Regions from separate parts of the Mus musculus genome. Here all the other regions are linked to region 1. Evidence: chromatin loops called from intact Hi-C (ENCODE). Cell type or tissue: heart. All regions are shown on one strand.

What was found. Hi-C counts contacts between places; a loop is a spot of excess contacts. Peaks named below come from ENCODE experiments on the same cell type or tissue, not always from the same donor. Only the 100,000 strongest peaks of a DNase experiment are listed, where the experiment ranks them.
Region 2: it touches region 1 in a loop (4-fold over the local background); 10 of 42 quality-filtered maps call a loop at or near these places.
Region 3: a loop joins it to region 1, with 5 times the contacts of the local background. A loop is called at or near these places in 6 of 42 quality-filtered maps.

What each region holds. Positions count from the first base shown.
Region 1 is chr17:25,359,816-25,367,815 of GRCm38, forward strand. It overlaps Tpsb2 (tryptase beta 2), which reads left to right and starts at 6,518. Exons shown (of 6, transcript NM_010781.3): 1 at 6,518-6,528; 2 at 6,737-6,806; 3 at 6,945-7,110; 4 at 7,231-7,496; 5 at 7,630-7,793; 6 at 7,867-8,000. The coding sequence starts at 6,737. In heart, a CTCF peak has its summit at 4,120 (motif pointing left); no DNase peak of the experiment used is centred here; H3K27me3 peaks cover 2,388 bases.
Region 2 is chr17:25,289,022-25,297,021 of GRCm38, forward strand. No RefSeq gene overlaps it. Among named protein-coding and RNA genes, the nearest start is that of Prss34, 5.4 kb to the right of the region's middle. In heart, no CTCF peak of the experiment used is centred here; no DNase peak of the experiment used is centred here; H3K27me3 peaks cover 1,182 bases.
Region 3 is chr17:24,938,142-24,946,141 of GRCm38, forward strand. It overlaps Jpt2 (Jupiter microtubule associated homolog 2), which reads right to left. Exons shown (of 5, transcript NM_198937.2): 4 at 7,439-7,487; 5 at 4,329-6,537. The coding sequence ends at 6,350. Among named protein-coding and RNA genes, the nearest start is that of Mapk8ip3, 5.2 kb to the left of the region's middle. In heart, a CTCF peak has its summit at 4,506 (motif pointing right); no DNase peak of the experiment used is centred here.

The DNA of each region.
Region 1 (8,000 bases):
AATAAAAAAAAAAAAAGAAGAAGATGGCTCAGTGTATAAAGACACTTGCCACCAAACCTGACCACCTGACTTGGAGCCCTGGGACCACATGGTAGAAGGAGAGAACCAATTCCTGCATATTGTCCTGTGACCTCCACTCATGTACTGTGGGGTGTGTGCACACACATGGATAGAAGCTTGCTGGTGAGCTAGCATACCTGGGGAGTTCTGGTCCAGTGGAAGAGCCAGTCTCAAAAAAACCAACCCAAAAAAGAAGAAAGGAAAGAGAGGGAGGGAGGAAGGGAGCGAGGGAGGGAGGGAGCGAGGGAGGGAGGGAGCGAGGGAGGGAGGGAGAGAGAGAGAGAGAGAGAGAGAGAAAGAGAGAGAGAGAGAGAGAAGTGGGCAAGACTTGAGGAATGACACACGTGTGTAGACATGTGCATGTGCAGTTGTACATGTATAAACATGCACACACACACAATTTCATACAGAAACTTCCAGAAAAGCTATTTGTCTGATTCAAAGACTTTTATTTCTGAACCACTTAAAGGTTTGGACTGTGTGAGGGCTTCGGATTTTCACTGGCCTCTCCTTTTTTCTTTTCTTTCTTTTTTTAAAAGGGGATTTTTTTTTATGGTGCTGCCCTACTGAGTCAGGACACATCTAAAGACACTGAGGGATTCGCAGGCACTGTTTGGCATCCATCTACCACCTCACTGGAGATGCGAAAGCCTGTCTAGAATCCCTGCTGTACTTGGTCTCTCTTCTATGTCCATCAGTCTGATGTGGACAGTTGGATTATTCTGTCCCTTTTCTGGGCTTTTCTGAGCCCACAAAATTTCTGGGTATTGCATTTTGGAAAAATTATACTCAAGCAGGGTTGTCTGATATTTCTCACGATTAGACTGAAGTCAGACATCTCATGACACCATCACAGATGTGACTCAGACCTAGTCATGTCTTATCAAATGCCTGCCACTTCAGTTCTTGGTGCTTGGTGCTTGATTAGAGGCCCTCAGCCTCCCCAAAGAAATTCCTCTCTTCACCCCTCACTACCAAGCACTTAGCACTACCAAGTAACTAGGGCAGAGAGTGAAACTTTATCTGATTTCTTAACAGAATTTTAATCACTGATTCACTTATCTGTGACTACATTGACTCATAATCTTCTATTTTAGTTTATGAATCTCCACGTCTTTCTTTTCCCCAGTTCCTATTTGCTATTCCAGGTTCTGACAGGGCTTCCAGGGCCTCCTGAAAGCTGGCTCCTGTCTTTAGGCTTCTGCTTCATCTCTTTTGCATTAATTATGGAAAATAATTCCAGGTCCTCTTGCACTTCCTTTGATCCAGAATCCTTCTCAGGGGACAAAGTTAGGGATTACACACACACACACGTGTGTGTGCAAACTCAGACACACGCATGTGCTTATGCAGTGCACATGGGCACACATACAGTCAAGTGAACTCTTTCTCTGGGGAGATTTAACAAACACTAACCCCCTCCTTATAAAAGCAGTAATGACAAAATCAAGGTGTGATTCCAAACTCAGGAACCTGTCAGGCAACTGGACCATGCCACCAGACAGAAGAACTATTAAGGTTGAGCAGGCTCAAAACCCAGAGAATCTCAGAATTGAGAATGGCAGGCATGGAGTCAGCTCCCTGCCAAACTATCTGATCTGGAACACATAACCGAGACACCCCACTGAGAGGACCATGACAATCTGCCAGATGGCATAAAAACATGGAGTTCTCCATGTTAATGAGGTATCTAAATAGGCCTTGAGTGTTCAGCCAATGAGTGAGCTTCCATTCCCAGGTGTTCCTTCCTACAAAAGGTTCACCCTTATTAACGTGTATGCATTCACCTCCACCATCAAAAAAAAAAAAAACAGTTTGGACAAGCAAGGACCATCTTCTTCATCAAGTATGGCCACGGGGTGGTGGTGGTGGGGTGGTGAGGGGGAGGCCTTCATTGTAAAGAGCCATGTCTAAATCTCCCCCCAAAAGCCTTCTGTCTTCAAACTGCTCCTACTCTTGGCACTCAGAACCATACCAGATTCCATCCCAGTCCTGGGCTCAGCCATCCCTTCTTGTCTGATGTATAGGTACCCCAAGGAGAGGACTGTGGATCCCCATTCCCAACTCCTAGTGGCACCTCAGTGGCATCTGGGTACACAGGAGGCCAGCAACTGTCTCAGACTCCGCTGTTTCTCATCTGGGGAAACACAGACTGGGACCCCTATTATGTACTGTGTTCTACCTCCCCTGAGCAGCTTGCCGGTGGTGCTCAGGCATGCCAGCAGCGAGGCAGACAAGCAACCCGACAAGGAACAAAGTGTTTCTTGGATTTACAGATCATGGATAAGGGATTACTTACAGGAGCGTGGGTAACGCCAAAGCAATTGCACCATCTAACAGTCTCACCTCAACATGGACAAAGATCCCCTCTCCCCCACTTAACCTCCTTTACTCTGTATACATTTGTACCTCCCCAGACCATGAGGTTGTGTGCATTTAGACATGACTGTATGACAGCTAATGACCCTCCATATCCCTTTCTCCTCCTCCTCAACATCCTCTCCCTCCTCCTCTTCAATTTCCTCCCCTTCCTTTTGTTTTGTTTTTCAAGACAAGGTTTCTTTGTGTAGCTCTGGCTGTCTTGGAACTCACTGTGTAGACCAGGCTGCCCTGGAACTCACAGAGATCCACCTGCCTCTCTGCCTCTCAAGTGTTGGGATCAACTCTCTGGCCACCACTATCTGGCATCTCCCCTTTTTCTATGAAGGAATCAACAGACAGCAAGCTGTTCTGATGAAGATGATAATCGTCACGCTGCAGGATACCACTCTACAACACATCCAAACGTGTGCATTCATGATCATACACACACATCTATGTTTCTATAGCTACAATGAAAACAGCAAGCTTTTGGTTACAGTTCTCTCCCAAAGTGTCACCCAGGTTTATTCCTTTTTATCTTGGGCTGCTGGTCTACATCCCTACCCCCACCCCCACCCCGCCCATTGTTTAGGCAAAGAAGAGGGTTGGCCTAGGTCTCCAGCTGCTACATCCACTCCAGTAGTGACAAGCGCAAAAGGCCCCGAAAACCTGGGCGCTGTCCCGAGGCGAAAAGTTCACGGAAATTAGTCTCCTGGAACCGTGGCATCCTGTATAAAGAACGCTCTAATGTCCTTGCTTTAGTTGGTAAACGGATCTGTGTGCTTTCCCTTAATATTGCTTTATTACAAGTGCTCCTAAGGATTGATATTTTGACATATAGCTAAGTTAGATTCTAGGCAGTCCTTGATCCGACCTTGAACATGGATAGCTAAGTCACTGTCCTACACAGAAATTTACCATTATCTAGGAAGAAGGAAGTTTGTGACCTTTGTGCTCTTGCCCCTGGCTTCTAAGATTAAGAGAACCTTAGATGGTGTTTTTGATCCCAGTTGTTAACATTGAACTTTATCCCAGTTGGTTCCGGCCAGTCCTTCCCTGAGCTCACATTCCTCTGTTTTGTGTAAGAATCCAGTAACCTCTTTGTACCTTGCTGGTGTGTCACCCAACTTCCCTATTTTCTTCAGTATAAAAAGTTTGATGTGGGCCGGGCGTGGTGGCGCATGCCTTTAATCCCAGCACTCGGGAGGCAGAGGCAGGTGGATTTCTGAGTTCGAGGCCAGCCTGGTCTACAGAGTGAGTTCCAGGACAGCCAGGGCTACACAAAGAAACCCTGTCTCAAAAAACGAAGGAAAAAAAAAGTTTGATCCTCGATTTAACAAATTACATTCAGATCCACACTCCCTTGTGTCGAGTCTGTTTGTTACCCCACTTTCGCTGACTCTTTGCCCACCTGTAACCCAACCAGAGTTTTGCCCGTGGATCGAGGACCCAAGTGAGGTTCATCTGCGGCATCCAGCAGCCCTGAATTCTGCCTTCTCTCTCCATGGCAGAAACAAAGACTCAGAGTGAGGTTATCAGCCAAAGTCTCATGTAGAGGGTCTGCCTATCCTGGTTCACTCAGTTTATGCTAGCTCACTCCTAGGGGCTTCTATCATACCCCTGGGAGGTGCCTAGCAGTGTGCCTGGTCACAGAGGGCTGGTCACAGCCTCCTCCCTGGTCTGGCCTGCCCTCTGCTGGAGACACCGAGAACTATGGCATTAGGATCAAACCAGGCTTTGCAAATGGTTGGTTGTAGTTTACATAGGAAAGCCTCAGAGGTCTTCAAATGCAGGGACATACAAAAGCAGCCTACACTCATAGTTCCATAATAATTGGGAGGTAAACTTGGAAATCAATACCAAGTTTGCTAGCACTAGCTGTAAGGACTATACATCTTCTTGGTTTTGTGGTTTCTTTAAGCCATCAATTATTTTCAGTTGAGTTTTGAAAGTTGACATTTAAAGGTTCATTTCCAGAACTTCCTTGATGTTGAACTAGACTGTGTCCTCCTACCATCTTCTTTCTGGGACAGAATTTTATCTTCAGATTCCAGGGTAGCAGAGACGCTGGTGACACATTCCCTCAGAACCTGCCACGCTGAGAAAACCTTGCTCTTTTTTTGAGCCAGGATCTTTCTATGTAGGTCCAGACCTCAATTCTTTTCCTGGATTACAGGGGCCACTACTTTCACCTCCTTAGATTAGCTGCTGCCTGAACAAATCAGAATTCTTGGGAGTACTAGGAGACACAGCCCGATTCAATGGTGCATGCAGGCCCTAACACCCTTTGGACCCCCCATGGTTGGAGCCTCTTGTGTGTCCTTAGGATCTCTCTCTCTCCTTCCACCCTCCCTCTTCTCTCTCTCTCTCTCTCTCTCTCTCTCTCTCTCTCTCTCCCTCCACCCTCCCTCTTCTCTCTCTCTCCTCCTCTCTCTTCTCTCTCTCTCTCTCCCTCCACCCTCCCTCTTCTCTCTCTTTCTCCTCCTCTCTCTTCTCTCTCTCTCTGTCTCTCTGACTCTGACTCTGACTCTGACTCTGTCTCTGTCTCTGTCTCTGTCTCTGTCTCTGTCTCTGTCTCTCTCATCTTTAGACCTCTGCATTTCTGTCTTGTCAACTGTGTTGAGAGTGGTGGGGATGTCTGGTTAGAGAGTGGGCCTGTCCAGAGCTGCCCAAGGAGTCCAGGAGTCCAGAAGAGTGAGCCTTTGAGGTGTGCAGAGAGCAGGGCAGGACAGTCCTCGGAGAAACCCAGGAAGTGTCAGTGGGGACCAAGCTGGTGATGAAGTCTTGAGGAGGCGACTGTAAGGGGGACCTGCAGGACAGAGGAGCCAGGCAGTGGGGTGGATGGGGAGGCAGGACAGTGGTCTTCTGAGGAGAGGCTGGTAGCTTTCCAGGTTGCCCTCCTCTGCTTGTGTTGCCCCTCAGCTGATGAAATGCTCTATGAAGGGCTCATCTTATCAGATGTCTGATACCCACCCCCCTCCCATCAGGAGACTTGGGCAGATATGGCCTGGAGGTCACACTGCAGGATTTATCAGTAGAGCTTCGTCTGATGGGTCAGCAGGGCCGTTGTACCGTGACACTTGTTACTCATCTCTGCCAAAATCAACTGATTGCTATTTTGACAAGGGGATCATGTGATCCTCTCCAGTGGAAAGCTGAGCCCAACCCTGAGGACTCAGAGGATGCAAGATGAACGACGCTGTTACCCATTGTGCTCTGCTCCTTGGGATGGCTCACAGACACCATCATCTCCTGTCCTGTCTCACTCTTGGGAAATGTGTTAGAGTGCGTCAACATGTCATGCTAGGGTGACACTGAGCCAGGAGCCTTCTTGAGACCTTCTCTATATCCCTGGGATGGGATCCCCATCCCAATAGTTGGAAGGAGCAGCGGCTCGGTGATGCAGAGCACTCAACTGAGAGGCATCCTCAGTATGCAGTGCTCTGCCCACAGTGGACAGAGCAGACCTGGTGGAGGCAGAGCAGAGTAACATCCTGAGCAGATGGGGGCCATGCCTGCCCAGGTCTCCTGATGTGGAGGGCTGCTTGTGGGACATCTGGCAAGCTCAGCATTTCCTTGGGCATTTCACCGCTGAGGAACAAGACATGAGGAGGAGGCAAATCTGAGAAGAGGCTACCAGCCTCCCCTCAGAAGATACCCCTTTCCAGGGAGGGCTGGGGATGACCACTGTCCTGCCAGCCCATCCACCCCACTACCTGACTCTCCTATCCTGGACCCAGAGCAGTTGCATCTCTGAACTCTGCCTTCCATAGCCTGAAATACCAAGACTCTGTGTGTGTGTGTGTGTGTGTGTGTGTGTGTGTGTGTGTGTGTGTGTGTGTGTGTATGTGTATGTGTATGTGTGTATGTGTATGTGTGTGTGTATGACTGGTCCTCTCATTGTGCACTCAACCGTGTGACCTGTGGTCATCAGAAGGGCATCTGGGTGGTGGGGACACATGTTACATGGAGGCCTTTGATCTAAATCACTATTTCCTTTGTATCTGGATTGGCGGGTGCTGTGTCCCTCCTCTCATGCACTCTGGTCTGGAGAATTAAAAAGGCAGAGGACAGCAGGCCAAGGAGAGAGGAGCAGAGGCAGCTAAGGTAAAGTCCTGGTGTCTATATGTCATCCTGAAGCAGAGTAACCAAGCTTGTGACCTTTGTAACCTGGTGCACCAAGCCCGCAGACTCCTGGGATGAACCTGCCCTCCATCTCACGGGCTCTGGTTCCATTCTGGACTTGATATTCTGCCAGCCCCAGTCTAGCCCTGTCTTTTAGCTGGACTCAGGCTGTGCTCCTCACTGCTTCCAGATGCTGAAGCGGCTGCTGCTGCTGCTGTGGGCACTGTCCCTCCTGGCTAGTCTGGTGTACTCGGCCCCTCGTAAGTTGTCTTGAGCCCTCCCTGTCTCTCCCTCACCTTCACAGGCCACAGGAATGGGGAGTCTAGAGAATCCCAGGGTTAGCTCCAATTCAGGAGGGGCAAGGCAGGGCATGGAGGTTGCTTCTTGTCTCTCTCCAGGCCCAGCCAATCAGCGAGTGGGCATCGTGGGAGGACATGAGGCTTCTGAGAGTAAGTGGCCCTGGCAGGTGAGCCTGAGATTTAAATTAAACTACTGGATACATTTCTGCGGAGGTTCTCTCATCCATCCACAGTGGGTGCTCACTGCGGCACACTGTGTGGGACCGTGAGTCTCCCTGGGCCTGGCATGGTTGGACGGGATCTAGATTATTCCCACCATCCCCAGTGTTCCCGAGGATGTGCCCATCCTGACTGGAGCCTTCTGAGCATGATTATACTCTTCTAGGCACATCAAAAGCCCACAGCTCTTCCGGGTGCAGCTTCGTGAGCAGTATCTATACTATGGGGACCAGCTCCTCTCTTTGAACAGGATCGTGGTGCACCCCCACTATTACACGGCCGAGGGTGGGGCAGACGTTGCCCTGCTGGAGCTTGAGGTCCCTGTGAATGTCTCTACCCATCTCCACCCCATATCCCTGCCCCCTGCCTCGGAGACCTTCCCCCCAGGGACATCGTGCTGGGTGACAGGCTGGGGCGACATTGATAATGACGGTATGTGGCAAGGATAGCTGACAGTTAGGCAGGGACTAAGTCTCCTCCAACCCCAGCATTGGAGGGTGGGCAGGGATTCCAGTGGCTGGTTACTCTTGAGCCTCCCTCAAAGGCTGCACTTGTCCCACCCCAGAGCCTCTCCCACCTCCTTATCCTCTGAAGCAAGTGAAGGTTCCCATTGTGGAAAACAGCCTGTGTGACCGGAAGTACCACACTGGCCTCTACACGGGAGATGATTTTCCCATTGTCCATGATGGCATGCTGTGTGCTGGAAATACCAGGAGAGACTCCTGCCAGGTAGGTCCTGTGTCCTCCCTGCACCACACCCCATCTGGTCTCCATACTGTGTGCTGACCCCTGTCTTCTTCAGGGCGATTCAGGGGGGCCACTGGTCTGCAAAGTGAAGGGTACCTGGCTGCAGGCAGGAGTGGTCAGCTGGGGTGAGGGCTGCGCACAGCCCAACAAGCCTGGCATCTACACCCGGGTGACATACTACTTAGACTG
Region 2 (8,000 bases), 71 kb before region 1:
GTAAGTTCAGAGTCACAAGCTTCACCAGCTCTTTCAAATAATGCCTTTTAAATCTGCAGCCATTAACTTCATCTTCTTCCTCTTCCCGCTCCTCCTTTCCCCCTCCTCTGAGACAACATCTCATTAAGTAGCCCTGGCTAACTTGGAACTGGGCTATATAAACCAGATTGGCCTCAAACCGACAGAAATCCACTGGCCTCTGTTGGGACTAGAGGCATGTGCTACCATGCCTGGTGCTGCTGGCTCTTGATCTGCTTTTCTTCCCAATGAAGTCTAAGAGTTCTCTCTCTCTCTCTCTCTCTCTCTCTCTCTCTCTCTCTCTCTCTCTCTCTCTCTCTGTGTGTGTGTGTGTGTGTGTGTGTGTGTGTGTGTTTAGCCCTGTCCTGGAACTTGGCCTGTAGAGCAGGCTGGCCCAGAACTCAGAGATTTGCCTGCCTCTACTTTCTGAGTGCTAGGCTTAAAGGTGTGCATCACTACCAGCCAGCTTTGGTCTCCATTTTTATTTTCACCCTCACCAAGACAGCTTTCCTTTTATCCTGTAACACACACACACACACACACACACACACACACACACACACACACACACACAGTAGCTGTATTTCCCTCCACTTGCTACGCTATGTTCAGTTGATGTCCCTGGGGTGCCTGATTTTTTTCTGAAGGGAATGGAGAAGCAGTGGATCTGGGGGAGGGGAGACGGTGCTACAGTCCTGGGAGGAGTGGAGGAGGGGAGACTGTCAATGGGAAAATAGAAAAAACAGTTGATGTGGCTTGAATGTTTTCTTATTGTCTGTGCTTAACAATTCAGTTAAGTTTTTCTGAAAGCAAAGCAGGGATGCCGGCGTGCTGTAAAGTGGGGCGATTAAGAGTTTGAGAGAAGCCAGGTGGTTGTGGTGCACGCCTTTAATCACAGCACTTGGGAGGCAGAGGCAGGTGGATTTCTGAGTTCGAGAACAGCCTAGTCTACAAAGTGAGTTCCAGGACAGCAAGGACTACACAGAGAAACCCTGTCTTAAAAAAACAAAAAACAAACAAACAAAAAAAAGAGTTTGAGAGAAGGCTGGTTGTGGGCACATGCCTTTAATCCCATAAAGACTGTCTCAAAAAACAAATTGAAGGAGGAGGAGAAAGAGGTGGAGGAGCAAGAGGACGAGGACAATGAGGAAAGAAAAAGTCTATGAACAGCCTAAGGTTCATAGGGAAACCCTGATATAAACAAACAAACAAACAAACAAATAAAAATGTTGTCTTCTCATCTGCAAACACAAGTAGTAAATCTCAGATACCCAGGCTCAACAGTCCAACTGCACCAACCCTGGGCTCCAGAGGAAGGCAGTTTTAGCTGGGAAATACTTTTGCCTAGGTTATGGCATTGGGTTGAAGATCCTGTCTTGCTGTCACTCATGGGTGATGAACCTGGTGAGTAATGACCAGGAGATGGGAACAAGGGGCCAGGCTATCCAGCATGTTGTGCTTAGGGTTTGGAAAGCTGAGGAGGCAACTGAGGGTGTCTGCACCCTGTCCACACTTCCATAGGATGGCTCTCTAACTGTCCTGGCTTAACTGAACCAATCCTGCAGGCCAGGGGAGGGCGCTGAAGACCTGACAAAGAAGAGACAGGCCAGACTTTCACCCTGGGACCCTGGCCAGTCCAGGCCGGTCCCAGGCCCGTCCCAGGCTGGTCTCAGGCTGGTCTCATCCCTCAGGCTGTAGGCACCCCATAGCGTCTCTCCCTGTAAACCTTGGACTCCTTGGCCCTGCTGTGATGCAGTGTGGGTGGGAAAGAAACCTGGGAGCTGTGGTTTAGGTCAGAAATGTCCAAGAGTGTCCATCGTCTGATTAATCTATGTTTGCAACACTGTAACCAACAAAGTCAAAGAAAGCACTGGGCAGGACCTGGTGGTCTCTTAGGGTGAGTGTCCCCACTGGGACCCAACATGGTCACAGCCTGCATAAGAGGAGGAAGTGGACTTTCCTCCTCCTAAGGTTCTAACAAATCAAAGTAAGATTCCATCAAAGTTCACCCAGAGCAACCAACGAGCTCTTTGGCTTATTAAAAGCATAGATACTTACCTACAGAAGCAGGTGACCCCTGAAGCAGCATCAAAGATGATGGCTCCCCCACAGCCCTTCACTGAGACAGCAGGTGGGGCTGGGAGAGGAGGGGGTGTCTTGTGGGCAGAGTCATGTGTCCCTATGCTTATAATGAGCTTAACTTCTCTATCTTCCATCCTCCCCGAAGGGCTCCTGTCCCTAGGAATGAGCTGGGGGACTCTACCCTTTTACAGTTTAGAACTGAAGAAGGCACTTGAAATCATCTGCCATCCCAAGTACAATGACAGCCTGCCTGTCAGCGCAAGTGCAGACACGGTCCTGCAGAGACGGACAGCCTCTGTGCTGTTGTCTGAGCACATCCCCCTCTCACTATCCCAGCTGCCTCCCAGATTGTTTTCCAAGGCATGATGTGCTCAGTGAGTGTCCCGGGAACAACAGCGTCAAAGCAGGTGTGGGTGCTGGCTGGTTCCATTGAGATGCCCAGGAAATCCTGTCTTGCCCTTCCCTGTCCCTGGTGCTACTGCTGACCTAGCTCAGTGGAATAAGTCAGTCTCAGAATGGCAAGAAATGGGTCTGGGGAGTAGGCTTAGGAGGTAAGAGCACTTGCTGCTTTTGTAGAGACCTTGCGTTCGGTTCCCAATGCCCACATGGCACCCCTCAACCATTTCTAACTCCAGTCCTGGAGGGTGGGTCTCACAACCTCTTCTGGTCTCCTCAGGCTCTGTGTTCAAGTGACATATACTCACACAGATGCACACATACAATACACATAATTAAAAATAACTTTTGTAGCCGGGCGTGGTGGTGCACTCCCTTTATCCCAGCTCTCGGGAGGCAGGGGCAGGCGGATTTCTGAGTTTGAGGCCAGCCTGGTCTACAGAGTGAGTTTCAGGACAGCCAGGGCTATACAGAGAAAACCTGCCTAGAAAAACAAAAACAAAAACAAAACAAAAAAACCAAAATAACTTTTTTTTTTTTGGACAGGGCCTCATTTTGTAGGCCTGGCTGTCCTAGAATTCATTATATAGACCAAGGTAGCTTTGAACTCTGCCTGCCTCAGCCTCCTGAGTTCTGGGATTAAAGATGTGTACCACTACATCAAGAAGAATAAAATAAAGCTTTTATTAAAAAAAAAATGGCAGGCTGGAGAGATGGCTTAGTGGTTAAGAGCACCGACTGCTCTTCCAGAGGTCCTGAGTTCAATTCCCAGCAACCACATGGTGGCTCACAGCCATCTGTAATGGGATCTGATGCACTCTTCTGGTGTGTCTGAAGACAGCGACAGTGTACTCATGTACATAAAATAAATAAATAAGCCTTAAAAAAAAAAGGCATGGACCCACACCCAACTACTTAAAAAAAAATGGCACAAAAAGTACAATTCCAGTAACAAGGTCTCCAGAGAAACCAAAGTCCTAATCCTAACAGTAGACTGGTGGAGGCGCATGGTGCCGATGCAGGCTGACACAGGCAGATGTTTAGGACCCTGTTCTGGGCTCCCAGGTTCCCAGGCTCCCACACCTGACTGGAAGTCAGGTTGCTCTGCAGAGCACAGCTGAGGTTGTTTCTCTGGCTGAGGCTGCTCCCATTGTTGGTCTCCTTCCATCGCTGAGTGGACTTCTGTTTGTTCATCTGGTTGCTGTGTAAAAACTGACTTCAAAAACAAGCAAACAAACCTGAATCTATCCCGTATTGTTCCATATTGTTTACTGTGCGTAAAGTCAATGTAAACGTTTGCATGCAGGTGCTTGTTCCGGCATCCCATCCCCCGAGAGTGAAAGTAGGGCCTCACTTTGTCCTCACTGGCCACTAGGAATGTCTCTTTCCTTTGTGCTTTAAATTGCATTCAATTCTTTCCACTGTGTGTTCTTTCTTCCTTTCTTTCCCTTTTCTTTTTGCTTCAGTCTTACAGTGTATCCCAGGCTGTCCCATGAGCCCATTTATCTGGCTGGTTTTTCCATTTTCTTGAGATTTTTTTCGGATGAGCATAAGATTTTGAACGTGATGTTAACTATCTTGTTTTTTGTTGTTTGAGTCAGAGCTGGAGTTTATTATGGAAAAGTCTTACTGTAGATTTAAGCAGGGGCATTGGCAGGGAAGGAGAAGGGGCTGGGAGGCAGACACGGCTAACACCCATGTGGCAAGCACCCAGGAGAGGTCCTGGTTACTCCAGAGAGAGCAAGCTGTCAGCCTCTTTTCCTATGACAGCATATATTGGGACTTTTTTTTTTAAGCAGTCAATATTTATATTTTATTCTGAGTTTATTTTAAACTTAGTTATTCTTGTGGGACTGAGGCTGGAGTCTAGAGTCAGCCTTAAGCACATTGGGAAAACAGCCTATCACTGAAGGACATCCTCAGCCCAATATTTGTATTCTAGATGCTTGCATTCGCTCCTTCTGTACTTAGTAGAATAACTGGTTACTCAGGCTGGCTTGCTCTTGTCTTAGAATTGCATTACATCCTTTGATCATTTACTATGCTCACTCTCTCCCTTTGAAACCTTTCTTTTAGATTTCTGGCTACATGTTCCCTACCCAGATAAAGCATTTATCAGCCTCTCAGCTCATCTTTATGCTTCCTCTCTCAAATCCATCACAGATAACATCACAACTGTTAATTCTGGGTCACCGTGGATACATTTTCTGCTTTCAACACCCATTATCTCTTAAAGCTATAGTAACCTTCGACGTGACCTTTGGTAGTTTTTGCTGTTTCTGCAACTGTCTTTCCTTTTGTTACAAAATGTTGTCTCTGTATCCTTTTGATAACAAATGTTATCTTGTTACGGGTCTCACAAATCCTGTGCCCGAGACTACTTTTACACTGCCTCACCCTTTCCTCAGAGAAATGTTGCTGGTTCTAGGCCCTTCTTTTCCTGACTTAAAAATGTTACTCTGTGGTTAGTCTGCATCTACTGTTGCCTGTTCAAACAATCAGTGGGTGTTCTCAGAATGTGAAGTTAGGTCAGGTGTGGTGGTGCATATCTGTAATTCCTACACTTGGGAGACTGAGGCAGGGTGGTTGAAAGTTCAAAGTTAGCCTGGCTTACATAGTGAGACCTGATCTTCAAAAATCACATTAGAACACTATTAGTATGGACTTAGACTTGAGTCAGAAGTCAAGTCTGAGACAGGACTCAGCTAGGAGCAGGGTATTTGAGAAGAGGCAGGGAAAGGCCAGTAGGGTGTGTGCTTCCCTGGAGCTTGATTGGCAGAGCACTCTGGAAGCCAGCAGCATGTGCTCCGGAATCCCCATCCTGAGGGACAGAAACAGCTGCTGCTGTGGCCACCTAAAGAGACACCTGTTCTGCTCTGTCCAACAGTAGAGCCAGCAGAGCTAGGTGCTAGGCCTGGAAGTGGAACCTAGCCACACAAAGGTGCTAAAGGATGAGGTTGGAGAGGTCTCTACAGGAATGGCTCAGCTGACAATAACACATATTGCCCAGATCTGACAACCCGAGTTTCATATCTGAAGCCCATGTAAATGGAGGAAACCAATTTCTAATCTACATAAACCCATAGCACATGTGAATCTGTGCCCACGCACATAAACACATCATATGTGCATGGACACAATAACAAAAGTAAATTAATAAACCAGACTCTGAATGTGACATGGAGATGTGTGTGTGTGTGAAGTAGAAGTGTGAGCTCCAAAGAAAAGTTATATTGAGATGAGGGGTTTCTGAGTCCATTTTAGGGCTAAGACTGTGAGGTGTGTGAGTTCCATGGCCACTTATCTCACTTGATATGTGGATATTTGGAAAACAGGCTTGTGCCAACATGTATCTTAAATGAAAATGCCCATTTATGTCTATGGTGGCACAAATCTAGAGACAACGTATACCTTCCGCAGTTAGAAGGGGCAAATCCCTTCCTTTCTCCCCTCCCCCTCCTTCTTTCCTCCATGTGTGCATTTCTTTTTTAAAAGATTAATTTATCTTTACCTGTGAATGTTTTCCTACATGTTTGTATGTGCACCACATGCATGCCTGGCATCATGGAAGCCAGAAGAGAGTGTCAGATGCCCTGGAACTGCAATCACAGATGGTTGCGAGTCACCGAGTGGGTGCTGGAAACTGATACTGTGTCCTCTGCAAAGTGTTTTTTCTTTTTAAAATATTTTTTATTGATCCTTTGGGAATTTCATATCATGTACCCCAAGCTCACACATTTCCCACCCTTTTGTGTCTGCTCTCCACCCTTGCGTCATACACATCAGGCCTGGATGACAAGTGGAATCTTATGACCATGGGATGGTGGCTTACTGTCCTTGATTTCATAGGTCTTATGGCAGACGTAGATATGAATGGCAGCATTGAGGGTGTAGCCTCTTTGAGGGCTATGGTCAGTCCTTTACTTTTGAAGGTCAGTAAAAAGATTGGTGGCCTTGGGTGGGTGACGGCTCTGGGTCCATTAGGACTAATGTGGTGCCCCTGAGGGGTGTGAAGTTCAGCATCCTTCGCTGTTGTCACAGTGATTTGTATGATGGGGTACAGACCCACTCTGGTTGCAGCATTGAGGGTGACCTTGAGGGCAAGTTTGTGACTCTGTGTGGCTTCAGTGGTCAGAAGCAAGAGCAGGGTCACCTGCCAGCTTATGGTAGAGTTTCTGGAGGGTCTGGCTGACATAGGGCACCTATCTTCTGCCCAGCCCATGTCCCAGCTATCCAAATGCATTTGACTGTCCAGCAGAGTAAGTGGAACTCCTTGGTTCAGCAGCCTGAGCTCCAAGACAGAGGTTGGTCACTGCTCACTGTTGCTCGTGTCTAGTTTCCTATTGCAACACTGAGTGTGGGGAAGAGGTAAGTTTTAGTTATGTTCTGACCTCTTCACGAAGGAGTCCAGAGAGGTATGATGACACATGCCGATAATCCTGTAATAGTACCAGGAAGCAGAGGCAGGGTCTCTGTAGGACCGAGGCCAGCCTGATCCACTTAGTAAACGTCAGGCTAGACCAAGCTACAGAGTGAGATCCTGTTAAAGAAAAAAAAGAAAAGAAGAGAAAAGAAAAGAAAAGAAAAGAAGAGAAAAGAAAAGAGGAAATCCAGGTCTTGAATATATGATTCATGGCATGCATGGGTCCTGGTGCTGGGGCACATGAAGAGTCTTGAGTTTCTGCCTGGGGAGTTTTAACAGCTTAAAAAAATGGCATGTGCTTGTGGAATTTCAGGTTGGGGAGTTTCTCTCTCTCTCTCTCTCTCTCTCTCTCTCTCTCTCTCTCTCTCTCAATGTGTGTGTGTGTGTGTGTGTGTGTGTGTGTGTGTATGTGTCTGTATTTGTGTTTCAAGACAGCTTTTTCTGTGTAGCCATGGTTGTCCTGGAACTTGCTTTGTAGACCAGGCTGGCCTCGAATTCACAGAGATATGCCTGCCTCTGCCTCCTGAATGCTGGGATTAAAGACACCACTACCACCTAGCTGAGGAGTTTCACACTTGACCAGGTACTGCATAGGAATGAGAGAGAGAGAGAGAGAGAGAGAGAGAGAGAGAGAGAGAGAGAGAGAGAGAGAGAGAGAGAGAGAGAGAGAACACTAATAAGAAGTCTCAAGTCCTCAAGTCCCAGAACATGGTACACATCTTGGTAACCTCATCATCACTTGGAAGGCTAAGGTAGGAGGGCGACCTAGATTTCAAGACCATCTTGAATTATACAGCAAGACCCTGTCTCAGAACCAAACAAAGTCGCCTCCCAAATCCATCTGAACTCTTTCTGGGAGACCCTAGCTCACTGTGGGCTCTTTTTCAAGTGCTTTCAAGCTTTTGTGAAGCCAAGACCAGCAGAGGTCTTCCTGTTCAGCTAAGGGAACTAAGAAAGGACCTAGAGATGGCTCACACGTGGAGATGTATTCCTTCAGTCACCAATGCTAGGTGCCAAGATGGAGCTGTGAGCAGAGCTGGAGCACCTCTGTGAGCAGAGCTGGAGCACCCCTGTAAACAGA
Region 3 (8,000 bases), 420 kb before region 1:
AAACTCGGCATGTAGATAGCACCACCTGCCAAAAGAATGAAAACAGACCCAATCCCTCAGTGTGGATAGTTCTGAGAAAGTCTCTAAATTCCTAACTTTGCTTTTTGGCTTCTGTAGTTCTGCCTCTGACTAACTGTTCTTGTTAACTGAAGCATGCCAACCCAGAACATGGCTTTGCCCTTAAAAGCTCATCCTGAGAAAGGCTCAAGGCCTTTCTTGTTTGAGATCCTAAACACCCAGTGTACTCACCAGCCAGCTAATAAAGACTTTCCTATTGGCTTAAAACTATGTCAGAGCATTCTTCCACGGTGAACACCCCACAACATTTTCAGGTTGCCTGAATTTTGATACTGATTTAATTTTTCAAGCCTGCAAAACTGAGCCTACGTATTATATTATCAACCAACTAGGAAAACAGGCTGACGAGAAGGGGCATACTGCAGTAGCACTTGCAGTGACTGCTACCCGAGCCAGTTATTAGTATTTACTGTAGATGGTGTTTCACTTGTATGTGCCCTGTGCCCACAGAAACCAGAGGAGGGTGCTGGACGCTCTGGAGCTGGAGTTAACTAGGGGTTTTGAGTGTCACGTGGGCTCTGGAAATAGCATCTAGATCCTCTGGTAGAGCAGCCAGTGGTCTCCCCACAGGTCCAGTCCCACCGGAGTTAGTTTTTAATTGCCCAAATGAGGAGCCAGAACAAACTGATAAAATGATTAATTCTTTAAGATTTTTTTAGAGTTATTAACTTTGTATGGTATGAGTGTTTTGCCTGCCTATGTATATATCACATGGATGCCTATGTATATATCAATCACATGGATGCCTAGTGCCCATAGAGGCCAGAATCATTGGATCTCCCAAAGCTGGAATTACAGTTGTGAGTCACCATGTGGGTCCTGAGAACTGAACGTAGGTCCTCTGCTAGCATAGCAAGTGCTCTTAAGCACCGAGCCATCTCTCCAGTCCCCTGGTAAACAGATTACAGTTACAAGATTGTGTTTAGGGGTTATCTGAGTATTTTGTTTTAGGTCTCAGCAATTTTAACCCCATAAGTTCTTTTCCTGAGACAGGGTCTATATAGCTTTGGCTGTCCTGGAGCTTATGTTGTAGACTAGACCAGAGTACGTTCTAAATTCAGAGGCAGAGGGACCACCTGCCTCTGCCACCCAAGTACCGGGACTAAAGGCATGAACCATCCCTGTAAATTCTTAAAGTTAGAACATCACAGTGGGGGCACCTCCCACCAACAAAGGGACAGACCAACTGACTTGAAAATTACCCCCCTCCCCCCCCCCCAAAAAAAGGGAGGAAAGGCCTGGAGAGATGGTTCAGGGGTTTAGAGCACTGACTGCTCTTCCAAAGGCCCCGAGTTCAATTCTCACCAACCACATGGTGGCTCACAAACATCTGTAATGGGATCCGATGCCCTTTTTCTGGTGTGTCTGAAGACAGCTACAGTGTACTCATAAACAAATCTTTAAAAAACAAAAAAACCTCACTCTGTAGACCAGGCTGGCCTCAAACTCAGAAATCCGCCTGCCTCTGCCTCCCAAGTGCTGGGACTAAAGACATGCGCCACCACTGCCCAGCGAGACAGTGTCTCTTTACATAGATCTGACGGACTTAGAACTATGTGGATCAGTCTGGCCTTGAACTTACAGAAAGATCTGTCTGCCTCCCAAGTGTGTGCACCACAAGTTCTAGTGCTCCTTTGTTGTTAACATAACTGGGGGCAAGTTTGTTAAACTGATCAAAGCAAAGTGAGTTAAAAAAAAAAAAGGTTCTCCCACCCCCACCTGAAACAGGGTTTCCCTGTGTAGCCCTTACTGTCCTGGAACTCACTCTGTAGACCAGGCTGACCTCAAACTCAAGAGATCCACCTGCCTCTGCCTCCTGAGTGCTGGGATTAAAGGTGTGTGCCACCATAAAAATATTAAAAAAAAAAAAAGAAAGAAAGAAATGCCACCCTTTTCAACCTAGTTTTCTTGGCGATAAAAATAGTGCTTACCTAATAGGAAAAAAAAAAAAAAAAAAAAAAAAAGGTGTATGCCACCATGCCGGGCCTAGACCTTTGTATAACCATGTAGTGCTACCTGAAGTCCAGCTCATGAAGGAATGAGCTGTACTGTATTCCTTTTCTATCGCTGTAATAAAACAACATGACCAAGACAACCTATAGAAGAAAGTGTCCATCTGAGCTTACAGTTCCAGAGGGCTAAGATTCCATCACTAGCATTACAGCAAGCGAGCGAGCAAGCAAGCAAGCAAGCAAGCAAGCAAGCAAGCAAGCAAGCAAGCAAGCAAGCAAGCAAGCATGGGGTCAGGGCAAACAGCTCACACCTCAAAGTCTGCCCCTCTGACAAACTCACTGAACAAGACACCACTTTCTAAACTTCCCCAGACAGTATAGCATCTTCAACTGAAATCCAGTATTCAGAGTTCAGTTGGAGGCCAGCTTGGTCTACAAAGTGAGTTCCAGGACAGCCAGAGCTACACAGAGAAACCCTGTCTCAAACAAAACAAAACAAAACAAAACAAAAAGTAACAAAGGTCTAGACTATTTCATTATTCATCGTTCAGGATGCTAGTTTAGGAGCTAACACAAAAACTATATAATTCCAGTAGTATTTCTAAGAATGAGCTCTACCTGTGATAAGAATGAGATGGCAACTGTGACAGTTTCACTTCCTCATTCTTATCACAGGTAGAGCTGCTGTCTAGCCTCTCGAGACATACCCACATCTTTTAGTGCCTGCCTAAGGGCTGAAACAGTTGTTAGCACGGGATATGGCATTGTCAGTTTCTAATGCAGCTCATGGAACTCAGTACATTTCTAATTACGTGTAGACAAGCTTTCTAATTACGTGTAGACAAGCAAGGTAAGATGTTGTTTTGGGTAACACATTGGCTTTGTGAAGCATTGGTCACCTGGCTGTCCTTGAACTCAGAGATCCAGTTGCTTCTCTCTGCCTTCCAAGGGCTGGGATTAAAGGTGTTTATGGCCATTCCTAGCTTGTTAAGTGTTGTTTTTTATCGAAAGGCTCCGTTCAGTATTCAGAATGTGAAACTTCTGGGAGACTCTTCTAAGCAGGCAGTCATCCTGACACAAGCCATCTATCTTAGTGTTTTATTGCTGTCAACAGACACCATGACCAAGTTAAGTCTTATAAAGGAAAACATTTAATTGGGGCTGAGTTTCAGGTTTAGTCCATTATCATCAAGGTGGGAGTATGGCAGCATCTAGGCAGGTATGATGCAGGCAGAGCTAAGAGTTCTAATTCTTAGGGCCGGGCATAGTGGTGCATGCCTTTAATCCCAGCACTCGGGAGGCAGAGGCAAGCGGATTTTTGAGTTCGAGGCCAGCCTGGTCTACAGAGTGAGTGCCAGGATAGCCTGGGCTATACAGAAAAACCCTGTCTCAAAAAAAAAAAAAAAAAAAAAAAAAAACAGAGTTCTAATTCTTTATTTAAAGGCTGCTAGTGGAAGACTGACCTCTAGGCATCTATGGTTGAAGGTCTTAAAGCCCACACCCACAGTGACACGTCCACTCCAACAGAGCCACACCATCTAATAGTGCCACTCTGGACCAAGCATATACAAACCATCACACCATGTAATTTAGATCTAGATATGGAGTTTGCTTGTTGACCATTTGAAAGTGTATTTTCTCAATGGGGCTTCGATCTAACACAGCTGAATAGGTGGCCAACCCACTAGTTACCACAGGCTTGTTACTGGGTCACTGAGGCATTCTGAAGTCAAACTGGAGCAGGTTTTCTCCTAGTACTTGTCCTAAAGAATAAACTCCGACTACAGAACACTAAATAGATTACAGCATATTCCCAATTAATTCTGTTCAAATATTAAATCCTGGGCATTTCTAGATCAAGGAAGGGAGAAGTGAACTTTACTAAAGAGAAGCTATAAAAAAGGGTCAAAGTTCAGCATTGTTTCCCAACCCCTCAATTGGACTATGGAGAAGCACAAACACAAAATACACACAGGCTGTATGTGGTTAGTAAGTTTAATTCAACCATTATACCCAGTTCTGCCTCATAAAAAATTAACAAAATGTTCCTATCAAAATTGTATTATCGCTGGGTGGTGGTTGCACATGCCTTTAATCCTAGCACTTGGGAGGCAGAGGCAGGCGGATTTCTGAGTTCGAGGCCAGCCTGGACTACAGAGTGAATTCCAGGACAGCCCGGGCGACACAGAGAAACCCTGTCTCAAAAAAAACAAAACAAAACAAAACAAAAAAAAAGTATTATAATGTAAGGGCAGGTTTCTTGCTCTGACACAGTGATAGAAAAATATTGGCACCAGATACACTTAAAAAAAGTTTTAATGCTTAATGTAGGTGACAATTGTATATTACTGGATTTAGCTGGGCACTAATTTACAGATTCACACTCTGAGTCCAGCTGTAGCAGAAGATAGAAGGATGGGAGATGAATAAGGCAGCCACTGCTGTGGACCACTGTTGCAGGTCCCCATATCCTCCCAGCCATCCAGGCCAGCAGGTGGCGCTTGAAGCTTTTCTCTCACAGGGCTAAGAGCAGAATCAGCATAGTGATGTTAGATTCCTCGAGACAATCCAATTTGGAACTCACAAATCATTTTCTACTTAAGAGAGCAGTTATAAAAGGTTTATCTCTATCATTGTATTATTTCCTTATAAGCTAAAAAAGTTAGTGTCTGGGCTAAATAAAGTCAACATCATTTATGACATTTTCTTAAATGGAAAAAAATGCTCTAAATTCCAAAATAGAGCTCATGATGACTGAACCACAAACCATTTGAGTTGTTAGAGAATTACATACATGTAAGACCTGTTACTTGGCTTCAGGATACAGGGCATCTGAAGAGGAAAACTCTTTGGTTGATAAAGCCATGGTCAGAGCCCTCAACAGACCGGGTAGGATGCAGAGCCCGGCAGGTGGCTCCTGCAGGCACTTGTAGGTCAGTGTGTCGGTGTGTGAATGCAGGATTGCCACTTTTCCAAGATTTACTGAGGACATTTTTGGCACCTACTGTGAAGCGCTCTGTGGGCGGGAGAAGCAGAAGCAGCAGCACTCAGAATCCCTTTCCACAGATGCACCCCAGAGGGGAAAGAAGGAACCCCGCAAGGGCTGAACAGGGACATCTGCCTGGCAGGAAGTGACGTGACTCTACCTCTGCTGTCAAATGACTGTTCTGACCTTCCTGCCAAAACACTTAGTATCCTGGCTCAAGGAGCACTGTTTATGAGCAGGGTCAAGAAGTCTAAAGCTTTCTAAAGGCAGCTCTTGTGCTTTGGTGTAGAGAGTAGCACTTTTCTAAGCGTTGAAGCAATGCACAGGTATTTATAAGAAGCTGACACTAAAAACACCTTTCCATACATTGGTAAAGCAGCCAACGAACCCAACATCCTTCAGCAGGCTTTCCTCCCAATTATAGGAGCAAAGCAAGACAGGAGAACAGGAATCCACCCAATACCTGGACATATATGGCCCTGCAGAGGCCAGAGACCTTCTGTACAGGAAGAACCATGAACAGGGAGAACCCCTCACAGGTGCAGAACTAAGGCCTATGCTTAAGGCTGATGAGACAAACAAAAGGAACAACCCACATGCAAATCTGGCACATCAGGAACTAAGCCAGCTGTAGAGGAAGACAGGCTGCTACCACAGACCTGGCCATGATTTTAGGTGCAGTATGGGACAACTCAGAAGATTGGTGTATAAAAAACCCTTCCACCCAGGACAGGACTGAGAATAACGGCCTGACTTTCTGTTGACTGCTACCAAAAAGAGCAGTCATGTTTCAATACTACAGAGTGACATAATGGGAGAAGGAGAGGAGACATTAGGGTTCTGAGGTATCTCAGAGGGGGAAGCATTTAGTGATAGGCATTTCCTGAAAGGCTTAGTTAGTGCAGACTCCACTTTGTCTTTAAGAGTTTCTGTTTGTGTGTGTCTCCTCCAGCCCACAGTGAGAGTAGTGTGGGGTTTTTTTCAACCAAACCATACTTAGATGCCCAACAGCCAGCAGCCTGCTAACACAAGGACAAGAAAGACCCTGGAACCCTTCTGTTAATGGCCCAGCTCTTCTGCCTTCCCCAGAACTTTACAGATGTGTTTCATAGAGAGCAGTTAGAGAGGAGGGACCAGAGCATCCCAGTTTACCCCACAATGTATGTCTTGGCAGTCCTCTGTGCAGCTCTGCCCATGACAACAAGGCTTATGAGCAGTCAACCCCACACGCATGACAAACCCTCTCCCACCCCAGCTCATTTGAGTTAAAGGAAACACTAACATTCAATACTCTATCTCTGTCTGGTCTAGTTACAGGCAGAGCAGGAGCTTCTCAATAGAAGGAGAGGCTGGATTTGCCTCCTGGTGGGTTCAGGACTTTGTTGTGGGAGCGAGGTCGTGGCCCCAGTCTGGGTTCATGACTGTCAACTGTAGGTGTGGGCTCCGGTATCTTTGCATGCTCTACTTCTTTTGAGCTTCCTTTGTCACTCTGCTCTCCTCTGGGTGTGGAGTCTGTTGCAGCTGTAGGATAAAAATCAACAAAAGTCCATGAAAGGCAAGTGCATAGTCCACTACACTGTGCAGCAAGCTGCACTAACTGAAAGTCAGTGCCGCGGCATAGCCAGAAAGTTCTGAAGCCAACTGGTCCAATCAGTCAGGAAGCACTTTGGATGGTGGTTCTCAACCTGTGTCAAAACCCTTGTGATGGTGTGTATGCTCAGCCTAGGGATGACACTATTAGAAGGTGTGGCACTGTTGGAGTAGGTGTGTCACTGTGGGTGTGGGCTTTAAGACCCTCATCCTAGCTGCCAGGAAGCCAGTATTCTGCTAGCAGCCTTCAGATGAAGATGTAGAACTCTCAGCTCCTCCTGCACCATGGCTGCCTGGATGTTGCCATGTTTCTGCCTTGGTGATGATGATAATGGACTAAACCTTTGAACCTGTAAGCCAGCCCCAATTAAATGTTGTCCTTTATAAGACTTGCCTTGGTCATGGTGTCTGCTCACAGCAGTAACACCCTAAGACACCCCTGGAGAGGGTAGTGTCAAATTGCCCTTTCACGGGGGTCACCTAAGACCATCAGAAAGCACAAACATTAACATTAAAATTCATGATAGTAGCAAAACCAGAGTTATGAAGTAGCAATGAAAATAATTTTATGGTTGGGGGGGGTCACCAAAACAGGAGGAACTGTAATTAAAGAGTCCCAGAATTAGGAAGGCTGAGAAACACTCTTCTAGAAGAAAAGAAAACCTAACAGTATTACTAGCAGGAACTGTGCTCCTGTCCCGAGCCTGCTTTAAATACTAAACCAGAGCCACCCTCTTATGCTTGTTTTGGTCAGTTGTTTTGAAGGCAGAGCAATGCTAGGAAGAGCATGAGCTATTCCTCTGGAATACAGAAGGGCAGGAAATAAGCTTACCTTTCAGGTCAGACTTAGAGTCTTCACCTTCACACAGCAAAACATGATCCTGCAGCAAGGTAAGCAAGCCAGCAGGTTAGTGCTCGTCCAGGCAGGCAATGAAAGTTTAGGGATGAGTGGCTGGTTTATTTTTAATTGTGTTCCTCTGGCCATCTAAGACATCTAGACTCTGCTAGGGAAGTATTCTACCCACCACCAGGCCACATCCTCAGTCTTATTTCTACTTTCTGAGTCAGGGTCTCATTGAATTTTCCAAAGTCTGGGCTTAAACTCACTCTGTAGGTAGAAAGGCATTGAACCTCAGCTTCCTCCTGAACAGGTGGAGGTATAGGCCCCCACTATATGGTCTGTTTTATTTTTAGCCTTTAAAATGTTTATGGCAGGCTGGGGATGGCTCAGTAGTTAAAGCTCTTGCCGTTCTTAGGTACAGTTGTCTGTAACTCCTGCTCCAAGGGAATATGCTGCCTCTGAGGGTATCTGCATTTACCTGAACACATACACACATGCTGACATACCTAAACATAACTAAAAATAATACAATCTTACAATAAACAAACTAGCA